2 separate regions of the Homo sapiens genome follow, and region 1 is linked to region 2. Evidence: chromatin contacts called from ENCODE Hi-C or POLR2A ChIA-PET data. All regions are on one chromosome and are shown on one strand. The core of a region is the stretch at or near the end of the contact, and the rest is flanking DNA. Distances in the headings are between cores, read along the strand shown.

Region 1 (2,753 bases), core at 33-2,532, 56 kb after region 2:
ATCATCATGATTATCGTCATGCTGTTGAGTGCTTTACTACATTTCAGGCACGATAAGGTTATATATTTAATACTTACAACTTTATGAGCAGCTGTCGTCATTATCGCCACTTTACAAATATGGAAACCCAGGCAAAAAGAGGCTAAGTAACTTTGCCAAGGTCTCACAGGTAGCAAATTGCAGAGCCAGAATGCAAAACTACTGCCTTATGATCTGCTTCTCTAAGTAGCTGGGAATGGAGAAAGACGGCGAGCAGATGTATAGAATGCACTGATTAGGGTGACTGGGTGAGCTCTGTGCTGAGTTATACTTCAAGATGTACAGGACAGAGTTAGGGAAATGTGAGACCAAGGGCTTTTCTGGGCAGGAACAACCATACTGGCTGCTGTGGCAAGGTTAGAGCCTGCCAGGTAACTACAGTGAGACTTCCTTTTCATACAGATTGGGGGAACTGGCAAGACAAGTTATCATCACCTCCACATAGCAGGTGAGGGAAGGGAAGCAACAGCAGAGGCATTGGTGTTTTGTATTTAGAAGGGCACATAGCCTAATGCTAAAACTCACCCATTAGTTACATCAATGTTTGGATGCTCTTTGAAAGACTTCTCAGGAGAGGTGTGAGAATGATTTGATTTGAAGGTGGGTTTTAGTCTTGACCGTGTGCCACAGCAAACAAAATGAAACTCCCCTTGAGATAAAGGTAATCAAGATGAAGGTGTATTTACAAAGATGAGCAGTGGGATTTATCCAGTGACTCTGGAAGGTAATCCCCAGATTTAGTGCTCCATGAATACCTTGCCATGTTCCTAAGCTGGTAAATTACTCTGAGTTTTATGAGAGCGGATTGTGGGAAGCATCTAGATGAAATTCAGCCTGTTTCACCTCGAGTCCAGGGCTCACTAATGCACCCCAGGTGTGCAGACTGCCCAGGCTTTCTGCCTTGGAAGCCTCAAGGAACTTTCATCCCAAAGGGAAGCTTTGAAGAATACCAAGGACCTTTCTATCTGTCCTTGATTTTTTGTCATTTTTCTGCCCACATTTGGTAATTGGAGATATTTGTGGTGTTAAAGCCGGACTTGTTCCTTCTCAGCCTGCCCCCTCCAGTAGTGAAATTTTAAGCCTGTGGCTTTGATTATGCAAAGCAGTGATTTCTCTGCAGTGTCCCTCAGATGTAAAAGGAGAATGACTGAAATACTAGAAAGGAAGTTACGGGAAATCACCAAACAACCATTTTCCATGTCTACAGATCCTTTCATCTGAGGGCAAAAGAAGCTGGAGAGGGTGCCTCCAAAGGTGGGGGTTTGGAGGAGCACAATTTAAAATTCTCTGGGTTGTAGGCTAAGGATCAAAGGGTTATGTCCTCAGAATTACACGGTGAGTCACTGGAAAAACTCTGAGTAAAAGTCAGGCATCCTGTTTTCCAATCTTATATGCCTAATAATTTCAACTGGCTTTAAGACAGTACATTTATGTATATTTTTCATTTAGATCCATTGCCACCTAAAGAATATAATGATGTATGCATTATATAGATTATGGTTTCCATGCCCTAGAGCATCATGAGGTGTTTTGCCATGAGAATACAGTGGGTTAGGTGAAGAGGTGCTTGAGAAGCCTTGGTGTCTAATGTGTGGTCTCAGTACTCTGTGGAATCTCCTCCTCCCTTACAAACCACTGCCTCTATTCAAGCCATCTTGTGCTTCAATTTAGAAGTTCTCCTTTAAGAGAGAGTTTTCCAAAGCTAAATTAACAGCTATGCAGTGTACTGAGTAACTCTGTGATTTACTTTTTCCAATTTTGACTGCTGTAAGCATTTCAGTTTGTTTCCCACTAGTTTGGATCAACATGTTGGTTTTAACTTTATCTCCAAATGTAATGATTTTACATATTATAGACAAATGTGTTTGCACAGTTAAGGGCAGCAGGATTTGCTTGAACAGAGAATATGTGAGTTCTGTAACTTTTAATATTCAATTCAATTTAAATTCTTTTTCATATGTCCTTTTTATATATTCCAGTTTCTGATTATGGGTAACCTGACTTGAAGGTCAGACCATCTGAAGTGAAGATGGTTAAATTGTATGTGTTTGCACATGCATACACGTGTGTGTGTGTGTGCATGCATCCACATACACATGGGTGTTCATGTGGTAAAGGAGAGCCAGAGAGATGTTTAATTTCCTCACCACATTGTAGAAACTGAAAGAGACATGTACTGCAGAAACAAATTCTGAGATACGTTTGCTAACCACTTTTTTAGGTTTCACCTTCCGGGGAAAATGTTAAGGCATTTGCAAACATGCCTAGTTTCTTAGCGATTTAAGGCGCATAGACTCTCTGTGACTACACCTAGAGAGGTAAGACATGGAAAAGAACATAAGCTTTGAGCCACCTAGATTAGGGGCTTAATCTGGCCACACCACTTTTTAGATGTATAACTTCAGGTTGATTACTGGACCTGTATTCCTTTTCTTTCCTTGGTTGACACTTGTTCCAACTTATGATGTTGGTTTATGATTTTGATTTTAGTTTGGTTAACTTCTTATTTGGGGGATTTTGACTGACTTAATTTGTTCTCATCTTGTGTTAGGGTTCTCTAGAGGGGTAGAACTAACAGGATAGATGAATATATGAAGGGAAATTTATTAAGTAGTATTGACTCACACGATCACAAGGTGAGGTCCCACAATAGGCTCTCTGCAAGCTGAGGAGCAAGGAAGCCAGTCCAAGTCCCAAGACCTCAAAAGTAGGGA
Region 2 (2,700 bases), core at 11-2,510:
ATGGAACTCTTTCCCCCATTTTTTAAAAAAAATTAAATTTTGTAATGGTGGCACATTGTATAATAAGCACATATGAAGATTGGAGCTATCATTTTGGAAATGACCTTAAATAGAAGGAGGAAATGATAGACTCATAGTACCATCCAACAGTGTGGGTTCAGCCTATTTTCCATTCCTACCACAGAGCTGCTGGGTGACTCTGAGTAAGCAGTTTCATCCAATTTTACTGTAAGCCTTTGCATTCCTAATAGAGGCACAATAGTATTGGTACCTGTCTTATTCAGAGAGTGGCAGATTAAGAAGACTTTGGGTGATTTCTAACTTCTAGCAGCCGTACACACGAAAAAGTCTGTACAATATAGTGTGTTTTTGTACTCAGATATTTCATGTGATGGCTCTATTTTTTGAAGCCATAGAATAATTCTTCCTTAAGTAAAACAGCAAACTAGCTCCTTGATGTCACTGAGTTTGTGAATTATTTTCGTTCATTTTGATTAGTACATAGGCCTCACAAGCTATTAAGGAGAAAAAAGAAGACAGGTTTTCTTATTCTTATTTTAATGATGAGATATATACAGTTGAAAGGAATTATGTAAGGCCGGGTGTGGTGGCTCACACCTGTAATCTCAGCACTTTGGGAGGCCAAGGGGGGCGGATCATGAGGTCAGGAGTTTGAGACCAGCCTGGCCAACATGGTGAAACCCCATCTCTACTAAAAATACAAAGATTAGCTGGGCATGGCGGGCACCTGTAATTCCAGCTACTTGGGAGGCTGAGGCAGGAGAATCACTTGAACCCGGGAGGTGGAGGTTATAGTGAGCCGAGATTGTGCCATTGCACTCCAGCCTGGGTGACAGAGCAAGACTCTGACTCAAAAAAAAAAAAAAATTATATAGCTTTCTCAAGCTCTCATGAGAAACAGGTGACGAAGTGAAATTTTCCTGCATAATGTCACATTGGATGAGAAATGTATCCTTATTTAAAATGTTACATCAGGGAGTCATATGCTTTATGGTGCACTCATGCCAGCAGTAACATTGTTGAGCTCCATATGAGACACACAGCAAAGTGGTTTAAAAATTGCATAGGGCTGTAGCATTCATTTACACAACATTCAAAACAAAACAATTACTGAATCAAGCAAGTGGAAATGCAGAATCTAAGGGGGTGAAAAAAGATTGTCTTGTGTTTACTTCTTTTTTAATTCTCTCATTGTCTTCAGTTGATATTCCTCTCAGATGCCAGATACCTGTCATTGTTGCCAGATGACTGGACTCTGCTGGCTCATCAAGGGGCTGTGGCAGTGCTTGTTTCCATGAGAGCTGGAAGAAAAACTGCAATGGAAAAGCACACGCAGTCGTTCATAAGTAGCTGGCTGTGTAATTCTCAGTGCCCTGTGTTCATCTGAATGTGAACTTAATCTGATATTGCTTAGAACTGGGGCTTCATCAATGCAAATGACTGTGCTTGCAAGCTGAACTTCAATATTTGTGAGCAGTGGCAGAGCACTTTGGTTAATGTGTACATATTCAGGTTTGTAGAAAAAAAATCTGTGCAATTTGACTGTGGTCAGTTTAGTTGCCAGGAGAATTGGATATTCCTGGGAAAAGAAAAAAAGTGTCTCACTTCTGGAGCCATTGTAACCATGTAGGTATTTAAGAGGTTTTTGTTTTGTTTTGTTTTGTTTTTTCAAAGATAAATCCCTTTTTGGATGATTAGTCAGTTGATCTTAAATATCATGTAATTGGCCATGAAAATTGATGGAAGGCTCTGTTCTTAGAACTGTAGCTCCATTGAAACTCATTCTCATGGTGTCATTTAGAAAGCACCAACGTCCCATAGGATCACATGAAAACAGAGTCTAAAGGAGTTATCAAAATGATACTTAAGAAGTTGAAGTAAGTCATCCCATATCTGATCTTCATGATGACTATCAACACTTATGTTAGATGGGCACTCTCATTAATCCTGGTGTTTTCCCATGATTTCTCTGGTGCTAGATCTGATATGAATAACTTGGTTGCAATAATTATAATAGAAGGGAGATTGAATTATATACATCTTTGTTTTATAGCTATACCTTTTTTTGTGCTAATAATTTTTTACTGTAGTAACAACAAAAATCATTCTTTTATCAGCTTTTAAATATTCGTATTCATAATAGCACTTCCCTTAGTTTATGTAGCCTTGTTTCCTGAGCATGTTTGCTGCCTTGATTCTATTGTTGTGCATGCTCTTGTTCTGGGGGAGCCATTTAGGTTTTGTGTATGCCAAAAAAAAGTCTCATACTCAGCAGTTACAAAATTACTTTCCTTCTTTATGGATTACTTTATATTCAAGTCCTCCAGTCCTAAGTCGTTGTCAGCAAAGATTGGAAGCAGCAGTCAGAAGTGTTCTACTCCTTTGAATAACTGCATAAAACTATAGCCCCTCACCAAAGAAAATGGGTTTTCATGTATGACACGTTGATCAGCATGAGATTGCTGCTGAGCTGGAGAAGAGACTGTGCAGTGACTTACTTGACAGCAGAGGTGCTTTTTACTTCCTTAGTACTCAAACTGCAGCATCTGTTCCATACCAGAAGTGAGCAGCTTGTTTTCCAATCAAAATGGATTCTTCTGCAATTGTACCTTTTTTGGAAATTAGGTACACTTTCTAACATATATGTTTTGAGGCCCTTGAGTATTTGAAACATTTCCT

The links. A loop is a pair of places that touch in the nucleus more often than their neighbours do. ChIA-PET counts read pairs that join two places held with the same protein, here RNA polymerase II (POLR2A). Pooled maps may share reads with other maps.
Region 1: a loop to region 2 is called in a pooled map, with 2.5 times the contacts of the local background. The contact joins two enhancer-like sites. A Hi-C loop is called at or near these places in 3 of 168 maps with a recorded cell type or tissue (Caco-2, endothelial cell of hepatic sinusoid and psoas muscle), 1 of 37 single-sample maps with no recorded cell type and 4 of 50 pooled maps. POLR2A ChIA-PET finds 5 or more read pairs at or near these places in 8 of 52 experiments (A549, GM12878, IMR-90 and 5 more).

What each region holds. Positions count from the first base shown.
Region 1 is chr14:68,180,474-68,183,226 of GRCh38, forward strand. The region is part of intron 7 of RAD51B (RAD51 paralog B); the gene reads left to right. Among named protein-coding and RNA genes, the nearest start is that of RAD51B, 360 kb to the left of the region's middle. Within about 2 kb of position 1,283, at least 4 of the 41 ENCODE cell types and tissues checked have a DNase peak (open chromatin) inside an H3K27ac peak, as active enhancers do; they include PC-3, where a contact is called at or near this core.
Region 2 is chr14:68,124,076-68,126,775 of GRCh38, forward strand. All of the region lies in intron 7 of RAD51B (RAD51 paralog B), which reads left to right. It overlaps LOC105370546 (a long non-coding RNA gene), which reads right to left. Exons shown (of 4, transcript XR_943976.3): 4 at 1-1,334. Among named protein-coding and RNA genes, the nearest start is that of RAD51B, 310 kb to the left of the region's middle. Within about 2 kb of position 1,261, at least 8 of the 41 ENCODE cell types and tissues checked have a DNase peak (open chromatin) inside an H3K27ac peak, as active enhancers do; they include PC-3, where a contact is called at or near this core.